4 separate regions of the Homo sapiens genome follow, and regions 1, 3 and 4 are each linked to region 2. A link is a loop called in an ENCODE intact Hi-C map of the cell type or tissue named here. Cell type or tissue: Caco-2. All regions are shown on one strand. Links, peaks and the distances in the headings refer to the core of each region. The heading gives the core; the rest is flanking DNA. Region 1 holds the start of LOC124903989 (a long non-coding RNA gene). Region 2 holds the start of LOC105371757 (a long non-coding RNA gene). Region 3 holds the start of HNF1B (HNF1 homeobox B). Region 4 overlaps SYNRG (synergin gamma).

Region 1 (5,325 bases), core at 202-5,201, 120 kb after region 2:
TTTGAGGTCAGAACAGGGCTAAGCCCATTGGAGGCACACAAATTTATTGAATATGTGTGGCTCTCACTCTATCCTTAGCTGCTTGGAAATTGACACACAGTGCATTGATTTTGGCAGAAGGAAAATGGGAATGGGGAAGCATTTAGAGAACTCACAATATAAATGATCATTTTAAATGTATTGCCTTTTGACTGGGCCCTCTGGTATATGGAATATGGTAATTATACTAATACCAGAGTTTGGAATGAGATAAGATACCTAAAACCAGCTTGTTTGCCATTTAGAAGATTTGATTAAAAGGCCCGTGGGGAAGATATTCCACTTATTTCTGCAACCAAAATAATAAACAAACTGTCCCACTTAACTTCTTTCTTTCCATTCTAAGCTTTCACTGCCATACAGTTATATATATATATATACTATCTGAATTAAAATTTTCCCTGGGGCTAGTCTGCATCTTTCCATTTTGTTCTTTCTAATTTCCTCTACTCATATTTCTCTATCATTTCACGATGCTCCTTAATCTCCTATTCAGATGGGCTGCACCAGAGTGCACACTGACCTCAGAAGGATGGCTGTGTGTGTACATATCTGTGTACACTTGGGGTAGACAGAGCATGAGAAATGGTGAGAATCACCAGAAGACTGCTGAGACACAGAGGTCCTACACTATGGAGTGTTAGGATGAGAAACTGGTTGCAGGCATCTTCATTTAACTGACTGATGTGTTGAGTACCATGGGCCCTGCCTCAGAATTGCGGAAGCCTGTGGAGAAGGTGGTAACAAATTATTTGGCAGGGCCAATTCCTTATTCTCTACTCATTCTCACCTCTTCATCCTATTCTCTTTCTCATCTCTTCCCTGGACTGGATAGCATACTTCCCAAGCAAGAACCAGTGCCCAGAAACAGAAACAGATGAAAAGGTCAAGACTTACCCACTGAGGGAGCTGGAATGACATCAGAGGCTCTCAATCCTGGAATTGAGGCACATCAGGATCACAGACTGCATTGAAAATAAGATTCCTGGGCCCCACCTCTGAAGGTTCTGACTCATTAGGTCTTGGGTGGGGCCCAGGAATGTATATTTGTTAAAGAGCTCCCCCAGATGATTTCTGAAGCACATGCAGGTTTCAGAACTATGCCTTCAAATGTCATCCACTCTAGACAGGATCATTTGCTTTTTTGGGCAGCAGTTTCTCAAAAAGAGCAGCAGCAGTGCTCTCAAAGATTTCTCAAAAACGGCACATTCATGGAGCTTTCTGGGAGACTGAGACCATAAGCAGGAGGTAGGAAAGGGAAACACGGTCATCGGTCATCAGGGTATCTGGTGAGATGCTGGCTTGAGGAGACGCTGAGCCCCCTGGGGAACTGGAGACAGTGCTGTTCTGAGGGTGATCAGAGGGTGGCACCCCCAGCCCCCACCCAGGAGAGCCAGAAGCAGGATTCATCCCCTGTCCTTTCTGCTCAGGGGTCTCGCCTTTTAGGTTTCTGATAACAGTATCAGCTAAAGCTCTGAGTAGGCAATTGTTGAGGACTCCGTGTTATCTCCATTGATGACTTCCCTCAAACCTGCCTATGAAACCGTCTCCATTTCAGGAAAGCCTCTCTAGGTGTCCCTTCCACATCCACCTAAAACAGACCTTTTTCTGGATTCCTTCTTCATCCCATTCTTCCCCCAACTTCCCAGAAAGCAAGAACACAGGAACACAATCGACCCCAGGAAGCAGGTCCAGGTGTCTTCTCTCCTGATCGTCCTGTCCCCACTCCGATCCTACCTTAGCTGTCTTCCTCCGTGTCGCTCTCAGGGAGGAGATAGAGCATGGGTACCAGGGGATCCAATCCTCAGAGTGCTGGCCCGGGTTCTAAAGAGGCCTCAGGATACACAGTTCCAAGTTACAGAGGCCCTGACATCTCCAGAACAGAAAGATGGGAAGACCCACTATAAATGCCAAGAGTCAACCTTTAATGTACTACTTCCTCTTTCTAAAACCTGGTCCTTTTAGTGCCACAAGCCCTATGCTGCCACATAAGATATGCCCGCCTCGCAGACTGGCTGAGTTCCAGTGTTTTCTCCCCTCTCTGTTACAGTCAAGGGAGTTGGCACCTGATTTCTCTGGGGGTCTTTGTACAGTCTACTAAATAAGGGTCTCCCAACCTCATACTCCCGGGACTATGGAAGTTGTTTTTAGTCAAAATTTGGGTCCCTGCACACTCCTGCCCTCTACTGGACAGACCGATCTGGGCAATAACCTGTGCCTCAGTGTGGACATCTTTAACTCTGCCCTGCGGGCACCAGGGCAAGCCTCTCTCACAGCCTGGCATGGATGGAGTGGGCAGGTAGAGCCAGCTTTTCCAAAGCCCTGGTAACCTCAAGAGAGCTAAGTTTGGGAGGTCACAGGATGACTCTGGGAGACTCTCAGGCTTTAATCAGATCTGTTTAATGCCCATCTCCAACCCACAACTCATTGTGGAACTTGAGCAAGTAAATTAATATCTCCAAGTCTCCGTTTCTTTACACTTGCCTCCCATGGAATCTCCTATGTAACAGGCTCAGCCCGGTGACTGGGACATTGAGCGGGGGCTCAAATGATGGCATCCATCCACCTCTCCTTATCCCAGGAGCTGTCTGTGATCTTTTCCTCTTGCTCCCACAGGCCTCAACACCTCCCAAGCACAGAGTGTCCCTGTCATCAACAGTGTGGCCGGCAGCCTGGCAGCCCTGCAGCCCGTCCAGTTCTCCCAGCAGCTGCACAGCCCTCACCAGCAGCCCCTCATGCAGCAGAGCCCAGGCAGCCACATGGCCCAGCAGCCCTTCATGGCAGCTGTGACTCAGCTGCAGAACTCACACAGTAAGGACACGGGCATGTGGAGGGAGGGAGCACTCAGGACCCTCAGTGGCCAACCACTTTCCCTCTCTGGGTCTGAACTTTCTCGGAAGTTTATTGGCTTGGTCACTTTTCCCTGCCTATGATCAACCGACTAAGACAATTTCTCAAGCATAACTCTTGAGTGTTGCTGTACCTTTTCTAGTCCTCTTCTCTACCCCTGAGATTCCCAGGGAAGGGTTTGAAGAGGACAGTGTAGGCCTACAGATGAAGGGGAATTGGAGCCAGACAGCATGTGGAACACACACCGCCAATTTCCCATTCCAACACCTCTGGAAAAGATCGCGTCCATAAACCACCAGCACCTTTTCCCAGTGAACTTCAACTTAGCCTTTGCAATCTAAACTTCCAAGCAGCCATTATCAAATGATCACAATTGGCATCTAATTTGCATCCTGTTTGCCTTCCCTAAAAGAGAAGAATCTTCTAGAGTCCCGTGTCCTCCAATTTATACACCCCAAACATCTCTAATCAAGAACCATGAACACAAGTGAAAAATACCAGTGGCATGCCATCCTGGGCATTAGAGTTTCTTCCTCCATGCCACCCCTGCATCTCTGCACACAGACTGTTTCTCATATCCAATTTCTATACCTACCCCAAGCCTACCTTTCGACCACTTATTTCCCATCCAATCCCATCCTCTGTTTCTCTGCCTTTCATCCTGAGTCCCAGGCTTCCAATCCTCTGGCCAGGTCTGGCTATAGCCCCTGACACAGGAGTTTGGGGAGGAATCGTGGCTTCTCTGCTTCAGAAACCCCAAGGAAGTGTTCAGTATAAAGCACTAGTCTTAGATCAGACAGACCTGGATTTAAATCCTGGCTGTGATACTTACCAGCTGTGTAGCCTAATGCAAGTTACTTAGCCACTCTAAGTCCAATCTCTACATCCATAAAATGGAAATAGTATGCATTTAGAGTCATTATGAATATGAAATAAACATAGGGGTAAACTGCGTTTGGTAAGCATAAAAAATTATAAAGATTATTTATAAAGGGACTCTTAGAAGGCAATGATGGTGAAAGAGGTTTGTGTTTCTTCCCTAGCTGCATCGGATAAGCTGTGGGTTTGGGGGAGAACAGCCAAGTCCAGCCTTCTATCTTCAGGGCTCAATCCCCACTCGGGCCTGTGGAGCTGGTTTCTGAGCACCATCTCACATTCCAATCACATTTTAGTGGCTTCTGAAAATCTGCCACAGCCTGTAGCAGAGTCTGAGACCACATGTGCCCCACTTCCCTTCCTCCCAGAGCCTGGTGATGTGCTCCCCACTTACCCCATCCCTTCACCTGGCCAGGCTTCCTCAGTGGCGAGGCCTGGGTGGGATAGTCAGAGAGTGGTCACCAGCGACCTGTGGACTGCTGAGGCCCAGCAGGCCTGGCCGCCCATGAAGAGAGAGCCCATGGTGCCCTGGACCAGGAAATAACCTGCCTCCCTGCATGAGAAGGGCAAGCCGAGGCAACAGCCAGTGACCTTTGCTCCCGTTCCGTACCGGAGGCCTCCCTGGTAGGCCCTGTGTTCTGAGAGCAGGTGGTCTCTCCCTCACAGCCAAGCATCCACATGCTTTCGGGAGTTGGTTATGTGACTTGGAATTTACATGAATCTTATGGATAACTAATATGAGAAATCCCCACTATAACCACCAGCCCTTTTATCTACCTGAGGAGATGGGAGCTATGGTGTGGGATGGGGGCTCTGTACCTGTGTCTTTGCCTGTGTATGCACCTTGATTCTGTCTTCACTCTGTCTCTCCAGTGTACGCACACAAGCAGGAACCCCCCCAGTATTCCCACACCTCCCGGTTTCCATCTGCAATGGTGGTCACAGATACCAGCAGCATCAGTACACTCACCAACATGTCTTCAAGTAAACAGGTAATGCCAGCAGGATTTGCGGGGGTTGGGGTGTGGGCAGGGTGTGATAAGGCCATGGATGTGCAGAGGTTGTGGCAAGCATGGACTCGGCCAGAAATTAGGTCCTTCTGAGGCTCCCTGTTGTTTGCAAAGGGAATCCTTAAGGTCCCAGGGCAAAAAAAAAAGGGCCACAGGCTGAAAGGGCTTATTGCTCCCCCAGATTCCCCAGGAAGAGCACTAAACAAGGACAGAAGTTTGATAGGTTGCTGGAGACTGGATGACATAGAGCGCTTAGGCATTTAGATTGAGTGTTCCCTAATAGAATGATCAATGGTCCATGGAAAAGGTATTTCCAAGGAGGGCTCAGGAGGACAGATCCCCTGCTGAGGTTCATGCTTTGCAAGAGGGATCCCTGAGGATCCACAAAGTAGTCAGCGGAGAAAGTGAGTAGGAAGTCAGAGGTCCTGAGGCTGATTCCCCTGGACCCAGAATGCCATAAGCTCTGGGAATGACCCAGTTGTGTCAACCCATGGGGACTCCCCAGTAGACAGCCTGGCTTTTCCAGGGGTAAGCATCCACTTGGGGTTTT
Region 2 (5,325 bases), core at 175-5,174:
CAAATAGCTCTGATCTTGGCTAGCTACTAACTTTTGAATTTCTCTGGAAAATCAAGGGCGATGCATTACACATAGGAGTTCTAGGAACCAGGTTTACCAAGTTTGATTTACCTAACTCATCAATTAGCACATGCTTCCCCACAACCCCGCTCCCCCAACCCCACCACCACCAGTGACCAAACACTATTTGGAGGTTGTCTTCTCCTTGTCTGCCTTCTAAATCCTGCCCACCCTTTAGGGTCCAATCCCCATTCCCATGAAGTCTCCAGAAATGATTCACCATTCTTTTGCTTTGATGAACTCAGACTGACAGAAACTTAAGGTTGAAGTGGACAGTGGAGTTTCTTACCCACCCTCAAATACTGCAAAATTCCCGAGCCATCACCACCTGTGCTGAAATATCTCTGGTAACAGAGAATGCATCGCTGAACGTGGCATTCGTAGGTTCTGTTGCTGACTGCTAGAAACAGCAGAACCAAACTCAGTTTCCCTGCTACTTCCATTCATAGAGCCCCAGTCAGCCTCAGGGCCACAGAGGGTAGATGTCATTCCTCTTCCTCAGCAGGCTGGCTTCAGGACCCTGGACTCAGAAGGGCACTATGTGACAGGCTCTGCTTTAGCCACAGGGCATTCAATTCAGGGGTGTTTAAGTCATGGTCCCTGGCCCCACCCCCTGCATTTGGAGTGGGTGGCAGACAAGGAAGCAGATTATAAACAAGAGGTTCTCAAAGTGTGATCCCTGGACCAACACCAGCAGCAGCACCTGGGAACGTGTCAGAGATGCCGAATCTCAGAGCCCCACCCCAGACCTGCTGAGTCAACAGTGTTGGAGGTAGGCCCAGAAATCTGTTTGAAGGAGCTCACCAGGTGGCTCTGATGCACACTCAAGCTTGAGAACCACTGACATAACACAATATTATGCAGCCGCTGAAAATTGTGTTTCAAAAGATACTTAATGACATTGGAAGATGATCCTGATACAATGATAAACTAGTGGGGAGAATCAGTTTACAAAATTAAGTATAAAATATGACAATTTGGGGAAGCAGAAACTACAGAGAGAAAAGTGCTGGAAATAAATACTATCAAATATTCATAGTGGCTCTCTCTGGAGCTAAGTTAGTTTATATTTTCTTTTTTTTTCTGTGAGACAGTCTCACTCTGTCGCCAGGATGGAGTTCAGTGGCGCGATCTCGGCTCACTGCAACCCCTACCTCCCGAGTTCAAGTGATTCTCCTGCCTCAGCCTCCTGAGTAGCTGGGATTACAGGCGTGCGCCACCATGCCAAGCTAATTTTTTGTAGTTTTTAGTAGAGACAGAGTTTCACCATGTTGGCCAGGATGGTCTTCATCCTTGACTTCATGATCCAACCAACTTGGCTTCCCAAAGTGCTGGGGTTACAGGCATGAGCCACTGCGCCTGGCCTATATTTTCTTTTTTATGTTGCTCCATGCTGTCTATATTTTCCACTTTTATAGGCAGAACCTTACTATTACAATAGATGATTGTAATTCACTAAGGCCCTGCCTTCCTTGTCAAGACCGTGAAGCCCCATTCACACCTAGGCCTGGGTAGTTAGCAGAACTTAACATACCCCTTCTCTCTGCTATAACATTTGGCCCCTATGACCAGATTGTAGCTCATCCCAGATCTGGATTCTCTCCTCCAGAGTGGTAGGAATCTACCCCCTTAGCCTCCTGTCTAGAAGAAGAACAGCATTTACTCAGTGCTAGTTATAGGCTAAATGCCTTGCATGTGTTACATTTACTCTCTCTAAGGTTCCTAGCAGGTTGGTTAAATTCTCCCTGTTTACCAATGAGAAAACTGAGACTCAGAGGAATTAAGGCACTTGTTCAAAGATCACACCTTTTTTCAGTCTGGGCCATTTCTGCTAATAGGCATTTTAACCCTGGCTTCATTTAAAAGTTTTCTGGGCTGGGTGTGGTGGCTCACTTCTGTAATCCCAGCACTTTGGGAGGCCAAGGCGGGCGGATCACCTGAGGTTAGGAACTCGAGACCAGCCTGGCCAACATGGTGAAACCCCATCTCTACCAAAAATACAAAAATTAGCAGGGCATGGTGGTGGGCACCTGTAATCCCAGCTACTTGGGAGGCTGAGGCAAGAGAATCGCTTGAACCCAGGAGGTGGAGGTTGCAGTGAGTCGGGATAGCGCCATTGCACTCCAGACTGGGCAACAAGAGCGAGACTCCGTCTCAAATTTAAAAAAAAAAAAAAAAGTTTTCTGGAAAACTTAAAAGAAAAACAAACAAAAAAAAAAACCAAGCCTGATTCCCACTACAAACCAATGACATCCACATCTCTGGGGGTAAGGTCCAGGTATTGGTATGTCTTACAAACACCCCAGGTAGTTCCAGTGTGCAGCCAGAGGGAGATCCATTAGGGGGTGCCAATTCCTTGAGCTCTTAACCATCCTCCCAACCCCAGTAAAATAGTAAACAGGAAATACTTGCTTCTTGTGTCTTCCTCCAGGCCCAGTTGGGTTTAACAGAATTGCACCAACCCGACATTTATTGTACTTGATAGATACTGCTGGACACCACGTGCTTATTGTAAAATAATCACTTGGAGCACTAGGAACCACAATAGATCAAGGCCAACACTGTGCATTAGCATTTAATAGAGGAGCCCAAGGCCTCAGCCAGGTGGGTGTGGCTGTTTAAACACTTGATGACTTAAGGGATTTCAAATATTCACTGGACAATCTAAACTACTGGTCTCATCACAAACACCACATCCAAAGAAGAAAATTAGAATTTTTTTTTTTTTTTTTTTTTTGAGACAGAGTCTTGCTCTGTCGCCCAGGCTGCAGTGCAGTGGCACAATCTCGGCTCACTGCAAGCTCCGCCTCTCAGGTTCACGCCATTCTCCTGCCTCAGCCTCCCGAGTAGCTGGGACTACAGGTGCCCACCACCACGCCCGGCTAACTTTTTTTTTTGTATTTTTAGTAGAGACAGGGTTTCACCGTGTTAGCCAGGATGGTCTCCATCTCCTGACCTCGTGATCCGCCCGCCTCGGCCTCCCAAAGTGCTGGGATTACAGGCGGGAGCCACCGCGCCTGGCCGAAAAAAGTTTTTAAATAATTTTTAAAATTATAGTTCTTTCTTTTCAGCTTTATCCCATCACGGTTTCAGGTTGTTTCTGAAGTTTCCTTCTGTTCATGTCACCACTAGATGGTGCACATTACAAAACATTAGCCCAGGAGCGGAGCTGCATTTGTCACTTTGCAATAACTAGAAGGGAATCAGAGGTAGGGCTGCCAGATTGACCAAATCAAAATACAAGACTTCCAGGGGCCAGGTGCAGTGGCTCACACCTGTAATCCCAGCACTTTGGGAGGCCCAGGTGGGTGGATCACGAGGTCAGGAGTTCGTGACCAGCATGGCCAATATGGTAAATCCCCGTCTCTACTAAAAATACAAAAATTAGCTGGGCGTGGTGGTGGGCGCCTGTAGTCCCAGCTGCTGGGGAGGCTGAGGCAGAAGAATCGTTTGAACCCAGGAGGTGGAGGTTGCAGTGAGCTGAGATCACACCACTGCACTCCAGCCTGGGCGACAGAGCAAGATTCTGTCTCAAAAAAAAAAAAAAAAAAAGGGCTTAAAGTTAAATTTGAATTTTAGCTAAAATATCGCATGGGACATACTTATGCTAAAAAAAATAAAAATAAAAATAAAACCTACTCGTTGTTTATCTGAAATTCTAATTTAACTGGATGTCCTAAATTCTACCTGGCAACTCTACTGCGGGGGGGACTTCAGGAAATAAGTAGATAATACAATAGCTCTTAGCTTTTTCAAACACTAGAATTTTTGCTGGCATGCTTGGAGGGATCAAAAGACTCAAAGCCACAGGAAACAAGCCAGCAATTATGACAACACCATCACAACTACAGCACGACAATGTCTTCAGGGTCCAAAAGCCTTAGCAACGAACCCACTACTTCCTGGTTTGCCCCCCAAGTCATTGCGTTCCTGCCCTGAACACATCTCTTATGTAATCAAGGCAAAGTTCTTGAATGCTTCAGCAAACTCCCTTGCTTTCCTTGGCAATGGCTTGATGGAACCTTGCCCTGTGCCATCTAGATCTTAAAGTAAGTTGGACCTAAACTATTTTGAGGCATAGAACCTCAGTGTTCAGTTTGACAGGGAAGAGTGTAATCATTTGTAAGAAAACTAATTTTTATATGTTGATCAAAACTTAGCAGCATATATGTAAACGTGGGTATTGCACCTCCTGCCCATAGCTGGCAGCCCTTGGCCAGCCTCAAGTTTAATAACTCGTGGAGAAGAAAAGCTACTTAACCTGCATTCGGAGCTCTTTCTTGACATGCATTGGCTTGACCTGCTTGACCATAAGCCCTCTACAAGAAGGGACCATCTTTACAGCATCTTGAATAGAGAAAAGCTGAAACGCAACCTTGAATTCAGGGTATTGCACTCTGAATCAATGTTGCACTCAATATACTTTCTAGAAAATGGATTGTCCCCACTTTGTGATCCAAGCTGTCGTCCACAGATCTACCTGTGTGACAAAGGGGTCCCTGAGTATAGGATAGGGAGATGAAAAAAGAAAAAGAGAATTGGAGAAGCTCAGATTGGAAGCATTAACCATCAAAGCTTCAGAGTTGGAGCCCACTCTGATATCTGATTACTCTCTCTGTTGAGAGGGTGAGGAAGGCCTGATGGTCAGCTAGCTCAGTCTGAACTCCACTATTTCTTTCTCCTGGAAAATGATTGCTTGCAGGAATAGGTAACATGGGAGGAAACATAGATGGTACGATTCATTCTTGACTATGCTCTGAAACTTGTGAACACATTGAGAAGAATCAACTTTCTTACTTCTAGAAACCCATTCCAAGTAGAGCAGCCCCACAGGAATGCTGCCTCCCCCATAAGACTAAAAAGAGAATATTCGGCTGGGCGTGGTGGCTCACGCCTGTAATCCCAGCACTTTGGGAGGCTGAGGTGGACAGATCATCTGAGGTTAGGAGTTCAAAACCAGCCTGGCCAACATGGTGAAACCCCATCTCTAATAAAAATACAAAAAAGTAGCCAGGCATGGTGGCGTGGCGCCTGTAGTCCCAGCTACTTGGGAAGGCTGAGGCAGGAGAATCACTTGAACCCGGAGGCAGAGGTTGCAGTGAGCCGAGATCACATGAACCCGGAGGCAGAGGTTGCAGTGAGCCGAGATCACACCACTGCACTCCAGCCTGGGCGACAGAGCAAGACTCCATCTCAAAAAAAAAAAAAAAAAAAAAAGAGAGAATATTCATTTTGCTGGTGAAGAGGGGACATTTGGGAGCCGGG
Region 3 (5,325 bases), core at 121-5,120, 71 kb after region 2:
TCACCTAATCTTCACACCGGCACAGTAGAGTGTCATTATCATTTTGCACTGAGGAAACTGAGGATCAGAAAGATTATGTAACATGCCAAAAGTCACACAGCAGGTGAAGCAGATCTTGGGTTCAAGTTTAGTTCTGTTTGACTACTCCAAACCCTGCCCTCTATTCTCTGCTGGGTATCCTCCACCTCTCCCCCACAGAATCCCTCTTTCAACTTCTCATCCCTCAAAACAATGACAGCTAGAGACCCTCCTCTTTCATCCTAAAACCCTGCTCAAAAGTTCTGAGCCCCAACCTCAACCCTTCCATTAATTTGCTGAGGTGGCTACAAGCAACCTGAGACTCTCCCATATCTTATTTTTCCATCTTTAAAATGGAGTTATTATATCAGTCCATCACGACTTTATTCTGTGTGAAGCATAAACAGATGTTATTTCAATCCTACTCCGTCTTCCTCTATTTGGGGGAAGTTTAACTGAAGAGTTTTACAAGATAGCTCACTTAACATTATGAACTGCATTCTGAAAGACTATCTGCTGGTCTACTTTACACAGCTCTTTTTAAACTTCCATATGAAGGGACTGGTGAATCTGTTTGAAGATCTATAGTACAGAACAATTACTTGATAAGCGCTTATATTGCACAAAGTGGCATATTACAAGGTAGGACTAGGAAGGAGCATTACAGGAAGTTGCTAGATATGAATAGCCAGATTACCTGGAAAACATACCTGGACACTCATAGGAAGTTTGTCCTATCCTCTGTGTGAAATTGCCTGCACATTCACATAGTTAGCTGGGGTGTGGGGAAGAATGGGTTTGCTGACACCTGAATTTTGAGAGAGAATGAGGCTTGGGAATCAGATGGGGCACACAGCAGCTGCAACTGCCAATCAAAGTTTTGTTGTTACAACAGAAGTGATTGCTGTTTTTTAAATGGGTTTTCCCAGCTTAACACAGAAACTGATCTTCATTACACTTGATGCTTCTATCCTGATAGCGAGTGAGAGACAGACGAAGAGATTGTTCTTCAGGGACATTTACTCTGAACACTTCATTATCCTTCTTGAGGCAAGCTGGGTAGGCAGAGAATGTTCTTCCATTGGGCAGAATTATGAGAAGCAAAGATTTGCACCTATTACAACAAACTAGAGGGAAAGAAGGTGAAATGAAAAGCCAACATTTTCATGAAGTTATGACTCCCTGTGGCACCCTGAGGAGTAATGGGTGTCTGGAGGCTGAAGGATGGAGAGGTTCCTGAATTTGGGATTTGCTTGTCTCCGGGAAAGAGGGACTGAGATCAGTGTAAACTTTCCTCAGGCTACACGCACACAACCATCCCGCTTCCTTCTGGCTCTCAGCACAAGTGGCCCAGGCACCTGTAGCAGACCCTGTATTTAAGAGGCATCCTAGCTCCTTAACAGCCTGACTTGATAAATTACACCATCAGCCCTTGCACACCTAGGAGATTAGATCCTGCCCCTAGGCAGATGAGAGCTGCTAGACTCTTCCTCCTCCTGCTGAAATTCCTCTCTATCCCTAACCTAACCTTACTTCCTCCTAGATATCTTTCAAGGGTGGGAGAGGAAGGAAAATGTGCTTAGAAACTCCTTTGCAATTTTTCTGCTGATTCTGAAACCCTAGTCCCCCAATCCCTCCAACCCCAGCACTGTATCACCAATTCTGAATACCCTAAGTTTCCAGAGTAACTCAGTTTTACTACTGGGAACTGGCTTCCCGTCTTCTCAGACCAGAAAGTGTTGAACTTTATTATTAGACCAAGCGGTTGCACAAGTGGCCTCAGTCAATATACACAACCCCCAAAAAAAGGTTATCAGTGGTATCCTCTTTTTGCAGATGAGGAAACTGAGGCTCCCAGAAGGGAAGCGTTATGCTCCTCCCCAGAAGCTTTAGGTCTGTGTGTGGTGGAAGCAAAGAAGCCCCTTTCCCTGTTCTTCTACAGGTCAGGTCCTAGCTTGCCGGTTTGGGCGCGCTTCCGCCGCCCTCCCCTCCTGCCCGTCACCAGGGGGGAAGCAGGTGAAACTCCAATAGTGCTGCAAGGCCTATGGCTTCCTACCTGGCCCAGGCCAGAGTGGGAAAAAAAACATCTTTCCCTCAGTAGCTCTGTCGACACCTTCTGTACTAGGAGTGCAAGACTTCTGCCACTGCTGCAGTGACCTCGTCTACAGAGCTCGTCCCCGGCCCAGGGAACCACAGATGTTCTGGAACTACGAATAAACCAGAAATGAGTGGGCCGGGGGGACCCTCGGCTGCAAGTGTCCACCCAGCTGCAGGTCAAGCTTTGCTTTCACTGCCTCACCATCCTAGTGCCTCACCATCCTAGTGCCTCACCATCCTAGTGCCTCACCATTCTGCCTCACCATCCTCCCCCAAGGCGGAGGCGCCTTGACATCCGGGTTTAAACAGGAGAGTGAGGAGCCCCAGGGGTCCAGCTCCCCAGTGGCGTGGCCAGGCTGGGCGCCGGTGCAGCCCAGCTGCTGGGGGAGCTTCACTTTGGCTACTCCCTCTACCCATAAAGTAGTCTCTTTCCAAGAGTTCTCCCGGACTCCTTCACCCTCGCCTACGCTCTCTGGCGGGCAGTTCTGCAAACCCAAACCGCCAGACCAGGCCAGGGAGGTTCTGGGGCCTGGAGGTAGTAACCGAGGTAGAAATAAATGGAGTCCCTCCAGGGCATGCTCACCACACCTAACGCTGCCTCACCTCCCCCGTGGCCTCGGCGCCCCTTCCTAAGTGGTCAGTTTCTCTTCCGCCCTGCGGGCTCTCCTGGCCCACCACCTGCGTCGGCCGGGACGCATCCAGGGTCTCTACTCTTCGCTTCCTCCTGCGTCCCCTTCTTCCACGAGCACCCCAGCTTCCTCTGGCTCTCACCTGAACCCCGAAGCGTAGTGTCTTCTCTCTGGACTAAAGCGGAACTGAGAACCGGTGGAAAAGCCCCGCGCCTAGGCTGCAAGGCACTGGCTTAACAAGTCCAAAGGTTAGGTGAAGTTTGGCTGATAAGCAGAACCAGTAAAAGAAGGTCTCTAGCCCCCCAGCGTGAGTACAATGGACCCTGGCAAAGCCCCGCTCCCGGCCCAGGTCTTCTGCTCTCCAGGTCTGCCCCTCCGGCTCTCCCTCTCTCCGGGTTTCCCCCTCCCCACCATCATTTGCATCCAGCCGAAAGCTGGGCCCTTCCCACTAATTTGCATATCTTATATGGCCTAATGGTGGCGATCATGGCAAGTTAGAAGTTTTCTGACTCCTTTCGGAGGAGCCTCCGGGACCCCGGGGAGTAACAGGTGTCTGGAGGCTGAAGGGTGGAGGGGTTCCTGGATTTGGGGTTTGCTTGTGAAACTCCCCTCCACCCTCCTCTCTCGCACCCACCCACCCCCTCACCCCCTTCTTTTTCCGTCCTTGGAAAATGGTGTCCAAGCTCACGTCGCTCCAGCAAGAACTCCTGAGCGCCCTGCTGAGCTCCGGGGTCACCAAGGAGGTGCTGGTTCAGGCCTTGGAGGAGTTGCTGCCATCCCCGAACTTCGGGGTGAAGCTGGAGACGCTGCCCCTGTCCCCTGGCAGCGGGGCCGAGCCCGACACCAAGCCGGTCTTCCATACTCTCACCAACGGCCACGCCAAGGGCCGCTTGTCCGGCGACGAGGGCTCCGAGGACGGCGACGACTATGACACACCTCCCATCCTCAAGGAGCTGCAGGCGCTCAACACCGAGGAGGCGGCGGAGCAGCGGGCGGAGGTGGACCGGATGCTCAGGTAGGCGCAGAGCGAGGTGGAGGGGACCCACCCGAACCCCTGGAGCCCCGGCCCCGGGCCTGAGTGACACTGCGCCCGACCACACTCGCCAAGCCCGTTTCCCACCAGAGAAGTCCCCCGGGGGGCGCTCTGCTTCTCTCCCAACACCCGGACCCTTCCCAATCCCTTAGCGGGACGACCCTGCGGCCCACCGGGCTTCTTCTCCCCAGGCCCAGGCCAGCGTCCGAGACCCAAGGGCTTTTCCCCGCGGGGCTGGGGCTGGGCCGGGGAGAACTGGAGCTGTGGAGCCCTTTGCCGGGAGGTTTGCCCACGCGACTGAAGGTGCGAGTGGGTGCAGTGAAACCGCTGCGACTTCCCGGGAGCAGAGCCTCGCGCCGCTGCAAGCCCCAGGCCGCGCATTTTTCCTGCGCCCTGCCTCGGGTCTGGAAAGCCGCATGTCGGCCTCGGACACATTGACCTGCATGATGACCTGCAGTTCTTTGCCGAAGGACAGGCGGCATCCGGAGCCGGGATCTGGGAGGCGAGTTCCCTGGTGGGCACTCTTGTTAGCCGCGCCCATGCAAGGCCCGGAATTATCCGGGATCCCCAACGCGGGTTTAGATTTGCAAAGGGCATGTTCCATGCAGGGTCCGGGTGGACACGCGCGGGGCCAAAGAAACCAAGCGCGGTGGTGTGGGGGCGAACGCGTCTCAGACCTCAGTTCGCAGAGGATCTGGTCTCAGTCTGAGAAAGGAGGGCGTTTCCAGACCTCGCTGCCCACCCCCGGCCTCTCCCCGGGAGTTCAGGCCGGCTGGCAGTGTATCCCCAGGGCCGGGATCGTTTGTGGGTCCTCCCCGACCGCCCTAGACTTTGACAGCTGGTTACTAATTATCTAAGGAGCCGAGCGGTTCCCTGAGACAGCACGTCGCTCCCGGGCCACTCCGCTTTAGGACAGAGCCCATCGCGTGGCTTCGGACACTGAAGCGCTGCGATTTCGGGGCTGAGCCTTGGCCGCACGTCCGCAGCGGCGGTTTGGGGTGGGATATGACCTTGCATTTGAATTTGTGCTCCGAGGGCCTGGCGGTTTGCCCTCTAGCCAAAACAATCAGGGGAACTTGTAGATTTTTTTTCCCCAAACACACTTTGGTATAATTCATAGGTTTGAGGTTCTTCCCTCGTCGCTCTCCCGCCCGGAGGTGATTTCTCCCCTACCGGGAGAGAACTCCTGCAAGAGAGTTCCGCGAGGCGGAAGGTGTGAGTCGCGGAGGCTAAGAGGGGTCGAGAGAGTGGCCCCTAGGAGCGGCTGGGGCGCCAGGGCTGCCGGGGAGGTCGCTCAGGACCTGGCGGATGAACCAGGCTCCCACCGCCGGCCACCGGGGGCCACAGGGCCTAGGCCCTCCCACTCGGCCGCAGGCGCCCGCTTTCTAGCGCGGCGCTGGAAGGACCTGGGGCGCCCCTCCGCACCCAGCCCCGCGCCGGGCTGGCCGCAGCTGAGACGTAACATAAACTGCAGCACGTGGAGTTGGGGTGTTATTAATTTATTTCTATAAATCATCAACAGAAAGATACACAAAGAGCCGTGATTAG
Region 4 (5,325 bases), core at 40-5,039, 290 kb after region 2:
TTCCAGAAGTTTTCTTATGCACCTTCCCAATCATCACCCTACTCAGATATAATCCCTGGTGTGATTGTTTTTTTATACCAAGGATCAGTTTTATCCAGACCTTTTTAAAGAGACCTTGGAATTTGATTTTGTTATTTTGAAGAAAGCCTATTGGGTTTGGGGCCCATCTAACCTGGAGCGTTGCCCTGTTCACATACGGTGGCGCTTACTCCTTTAGTGTAAACAAATATGAGGTAAATGGAGAAAAGGGCTGGGCATTTATGCCCTTCCCTCAGACTCCCATTCCAAGCATCCTTTTCTAGCATCAGTGTCTAGATGCTAAAGAGTGGTTTTACCTAACTTTTGTTTTTCAAGACACCAGGTAAGGTTATAGAGATGAATTAATCTTCCAACTTGACAACACAGGAATGTATTGTAAATTGAACCTGAACACCAGAGTATTCATTTCTCTAATTACCCATGTGCTTTCCGTTATAATTGCTTTTTTCACTAGGTTAGCCATGACAGAACAACAATCATTCTTTGCCCAGATTATACCATGTCATTGTACCCTTGATAACTGCTAGGTGTGTCCTCTGTCTGTGAAACTTGAGTTGCCCACTACATGAGGAATAGCACACATTCCACAGAAATAGTGTAAGGTGTTACTTGTCATGAAGAAGCCTTTACTCTAGCAGAACTGATAAGAATAGCTGCATAAATGTAAATGACATAAACCAACATCTATGTAGTTCAAATCATTTGTAACAAAACTATACAAACTTCCAGGACTCTGGATTAGACGCTCAAAGTGGAGAAATCATTATTAGAAAGAGGCATGATTGAGGTTTTATGGGAAGCTTTTAATGCTTAACACTATTGCTTCATTTCAGGTAAATGACTTCCTAAATGAACTATATTGCCACAGTGAGGCCCTTTGATTCCATACTACTACTATTACTATTACTATTATTACTACTACTACTGGTTACCATTTATTAATATTTTGCACCTAGGGCCTGCCGATCCTTGTGCTATATGCTTTACATTCATTCTAATTTAATCCTGGTAACCCCATGTAATCACATGATGAGTCCTTATAAGGGGAAGGTAGGAGGGGAAGAGTGGGAGAAAGTGATGTGACAACAGAAGTAGACAGAAGAAGAGAGTGGCAGATGCTACCTGCTGGCTTTGAGATAGGACCACGAGCCAAGAAGTGCAGAGGCCATCTCTAGAAGCTAGATTATATTCTAGATGTATAATTTTCAGTTTTACAGGTGAAGAAATTAGGGCTTTGAGAAGATGAAACTTGACTGAAACTGACAAGTCTGTGATTTGAATCTGTATCATTTCAGAGTCCATTCTTCTTCCTACTCTATGTTACTTCCAGCTTTTAAGTTACTGAAAATGACTTATTTCTTCCCATGAAGACTCTGTGAGGCTGTTCCTATCGGAAGACAGCTGCATCACTTTCTCCAGTGAAAGTCACAGAATGTAGTGCGGCATCACAGTAGTCATGCTTGGGCTAAGGAAGGCAGGGTACACCGTCTTAAACTCCAAATTGTGGCTCCTTGATGTTTATTTAAGCTGGAAATGACACAGTCATTCCCCTGTCCATGGGGGGGGAATTGGTTCCAGGACATCCCCCATTTCTGGATATAAAAATCTGCAGACGTTCGAGTTCCTGATAAGAAATGGCATAGGATTTGCATATAACCTATGCACATCCTCCTGTGTATTTTAAAGAATCTCTAGATTACTTATAACACCTAATACAATGTAAATGCTGCGTAAATAGTTATTATATGTATTGGATTTTTTTATTTGTATCATTTTTGTTTTTTTCTATTTTTTCCTCCGAATATTTTTGATCTGAGGTTGGTTGAACCCACAGATGTGGAACCCATGGATACCGAGGGCTGACTGTACTGGCAAAGCTTTATGCTCTCTTTCTCTTTGATACTCTTTATCCATGGACTAAGACTCCCTCTTGTGGTAGAAGCATGTCTCCTCCAGGCACAGACTGAAGGCCTGCTTCTTTCTCAAGAGGTGAAACTCACCTGGTTTAGTGAGATGTGATGCACTCTGAGATTGGCTCCCAAGTGACTTGTCATCTAAGGTTTTATCTTGTGAAGTGGGTTGAAGTTCAGTAGGTTTGGAACAAACAGAGAATTCTGTCCTGGAAAATTAATCGATTTTTGCCATATAAAATCTAAGAGAAGAGAAAAGGTTGTTATTCGCCTGAATTTTAGTCAACTGGCAATCATACAGGCTCTCTGATTCCACTGTTCACCTCAGTGAAATATGAATTCTTTACTACTTCCTTTCAATGTGAAATTGACCAGTGAATTTCAGAGTCCTTATTTCCTATTGCTGTGACATATCAGGAGAACAGTTTATTTTCAATGGTGATAGCATTTTTGTCATCTTGCCAGTCTGCACAATGTTTTAGAGACAGGATCTTTACTATGTCTCTGCATGGCTGTCCTCAGTTGACAGAAGGCAGCTGTGGTAGACAGAATGATGGCCCCCTCAAAGCTACCCATGTCCTGGGAACTTGTCAATATGTTACCTTTGCAAATGGGATTAAGTTAAAGGCCTTTCTTTGGGGAAGGTATCCTGGATTATCCAGGTGACCCCAATGTCATCACATGGATCCTTAGAAGGGGAAGGTAGGAGGGGAAGAGTGAGAAAAAGTGATGTGACAACAGAAGCAGAGAGAAGAAGAGAGTGGCAGATGCTACCTGCTGGCTTTGAAGATGGGACCACAAGTCAGGGAATGTAGAGGTCGTCCCTAGAAGCTAGAAAAGGCAAGGAAACAGATTTTCCCCTAGAACTCCTAGAAGGAATGCAGTCCTTCTCACCCATTTTAGACTTCTGAAATCCACAACTGTAAGAGGATACATTTATGTTGTTTTAAGCCATTAAGTTTGTGCTTTGTTACAGCAGCAATAGGAAAGATTATACAAGACATTGTAACCAAGCAAATACCAAAACTTTATAATTGCCTATGGAACCTGTGTCTAGATCACCCTTTGTATCAGTCAAATTAGACTAGGTTATGCTTCAGTAACAAATAGTTTCTTCTATCTTAGCAAAAGCAAAGCTTTATTTCTTGCTCAGGCTATGTGTCCATCTCAAGTTGGTGGGGGGCTCTGTGCCATGTCCTTACCCAGGGACCCAGGTTGACAGAGCCTCCACCATGTGGAACATAGCTGGTCACCGTGGGAGTGTCAAGGAAACATGAGAAATAGCACATTGGTCTTAAAGGCTTCTTCCCAGAGGTGACACTCTTTTTTTTTTTTTGAGATGGCATCTTCCTCTGTTGCCCAGGCTGGAGTGCAGTGGTGCAATCTCAGCTCACTGCAGCCTCCATCTCTTGGGTTCAAGCTATTCTCCTACCTCAGCTTCCCAAATAGCTGGGATTACAGGCACCCGCCACCACGTCCGGCCAATTGTTTTGTTTTGTTTTTGAGACGGAGTCTCGCTCTGTTGCCCAGGCTGGAGTGCAATGGCGCGATCTTGGCTCACTTCAACCTCCACCTCCTGGGTTCAAGCAATTCTCCTGCCTCAGCCTCCTGAATAGCTGGGATTACAGGCAAGCGCCACCACACCTGGCTAATTTTTGTATTTTTAGTAGAGACGGGGTTTCACCATGTTGGCCAGGCTGGTCTCCAAAGCCTGACCTCGTGATCCGCCCGCCTTGGCCTCCCAAAGTGCTGAGATTACAGGTGTGAGCCACCGCTCCCGGCATTTTTTTGTATTTTTAGTAGAGACGGGGCTTTGCCATGTTGGCCAGGCTGGTCTTGAACTCCTGACCTCAGGTGATCCACCCACCTCGGCCTCCCAAAGTGCTGGGGTTACAGGTGTGAGCCACCATACTCCCGGCTTACGTGTGACTTTTGCTTAGTTATTGACTGTGGCAAGTTACAGGCCAATGCCTGATTGAAAAAGGGGCAGGGAAGGCCCATCCTACCATTCCATAAAAAGGAGAAAGATTATTGGTGAAGAACACTAATTACTACCAAACTCTTCTTCCTTAATAAGGATCTTCCTGGACACCATTGTAGCAGTTTATTGTAGGCTAAAGATTCAGGATTATATATCTCAGTCTGACATTGGGACTTATCAGTGTCAGTAGGCCATATATAATATGTATATATTTTTTTAAATCTTAACTAAATGCATGAAATACTTGCCAAATAAGGAGATGATCAATTTAAGGTGACTTGTAGAGGGCATACCTTCTTATATGATGACAGCCAAACTGTTATCTTATATGATTGGTGCCAAACTGTTAATATTACACTACAATAAACACCCTGTTTATACATGTGTACTTAAGAAGGTTAATTTTGTCAGCTGAAAGAGTAATTTGATCACAGGGTCATTTATGCAGAGCCTTATGGTTTTCATTGGCGATTACAGTATGATCTTTTCATTTGCTTTCCTTATGCCTTTGGTAAACAGATATTAAGGGGCTTCTATTAATTTGATTGATTTCAGGATTCAGAGTTTTCCCAGATTCTAATTATTTCTCAAATAGCCCTGATTCAGTAACATGATGACTATCTGTAATGTGGATTACAGAGATGATACTATGTTTTAACCTCTTTTAAAAGCTTGCTAAGAGTTCGTCAAAGTGAATAATTGTGATCATCATATAGACTACTTTTCACTTCCAGAGCATGTTTTATGTCCATCTGAGATATATAGAAATGGGAGAGAGGTGTAGGGCAAGTGAAATAGTTACCATTTTACAGATGACTGACTGCAGAACAAGCGTTAGCACCAGCGTCTTCCACATTTGACCAGAGTGACCACAGTTGCACTACAAAAGAAAAGAGAGAAAAGAAAAAATATCCTATGACTTGGCTAAGGCCATGTAAGTTTACTTTGATCACCTACACCAGAGTCCTTTTGCACACAGTTGAAACATACACCTCACCTTTTCTTCTCTGAAAACCGTGTGTTCTTCCTTCCCCTGCTGTGATCTCAGTGGATCTAGCTCAAATGTGTTTAAGAAAGATTTGTGGAGCTAGTTCATGGTTTATTATTTCAAATTAGAAAGGAACAGGGAACATCATACATAATCTACACATTTTTATAAGGAGAAATCTTTTTTTTTCCTGGTGAGGAAAAATACAGATCATATAATTTTGCTTTGTTGCTCAAAAACGACGTGGAAACTCCTCAGTGGTTCAGACTGGAAGAACTATGGGAAATGTAGCTGTTAATTTGGCAGGAATTTGCCATCATCCTGGGTCACCTCAGTATCCATGAAGACAAACCAACTGCCATGCCAGGCTCCCAGATGCTTGACTGCCTGGCCCACAGAGCCCTCGC

Evidence for each region. Peaks named below come from ENCODE experiments on the same cell type or tissue, not always from the same donor. Only the 100,000 strongest peaks of a DNase experiment are listed, where the experiment ranks them.
Region 1: a loop joins it to region 2, with 4 times the contacts of the local background. A loop is called at or near these places in 12 of 110 quality-filtered maps.
Region 3: it touches region 2 in a loop (10-fold over the local background); 5 of 110 quality-filtered maps call a loop at or near these places.
Region 4: a loop joins it to region 2, with 10 times the contacts of the local background. A loop is called at or near these places in 14 of 110 quality-filtered maps.

Annotation. Positions count from the first base shown.
Region 1 is chr17:37,698,508-37,703,832 of GRCh38, reverse strand. HNF1B (HNF1 homeobox B) reads left to right here. Exons shown (of 9, transcript NM_000458.4): 7 at 2,656-2,850; 8 at 4,639-4,757. It overlaps LOC124903989 (a long non-coding RNA gene), which reads right to left and starts at 1,008. Exons shown (of 3, transcript XR_007065733.1): 1 at 937-1,008. RefSeq lists enhancers at 439-1,638, 2,287-2,787, 2,788-3,288, 4,851-5,325. In Caco-2, for the core only: a CTCF peak has its summit at 2,219 (motif pointing left); no DNase peak of the experiment used is centred there.
Region 2 is chr17:37,814,341-37,819,665 of GRCh38, reverse strand. LOC105371757 (a long non-coding RNA gene) reads left to right here and starts at 3,955. Exons shown (of 4, transcript XR_934721.3): 1 at 3,955-4,109. In Caco-2, for the core only: a CTCF peak has its summit at 3,176 (motif pointing right); DNase peaks (open chromatin) are centred at 2,391 and 3,227.
Region 3 is chr17:37,742,975-37,748,299 of GRCh38, reverse strand. It overlaps HNF1B (HNF1 homeobox B), which reads left to right and starts at 3,241. Exons shown (of 9, transcript NM_000458.4): 1 at 3,241-3,759. The coding sequence starts at 3,416. In Caco-2, for the core only: no CTCF peak of the experiment used is centred there; DNase peaks (open chromatin) are centred at 3,129, 3,759, 4,249, 4,629 and 2 weaker places; H3K4me3 peaks cover 3,968 bases.
Region 4 is chr17:37,524,093-37,529,417 of GRCh38, reverse strand. All of the region lies in intron 19 of SYNRG (synergin gamma), which reads left to right. Among named protein-coding and RNA genes, the nearest start is that of DUSP14, 37 kb to the right of the region's middle. In Caco-2, for the core only: a CTCF peak has its summit at 1,992 (motif pointing left); a DNase peak (open chromatin) is centred at 1,967.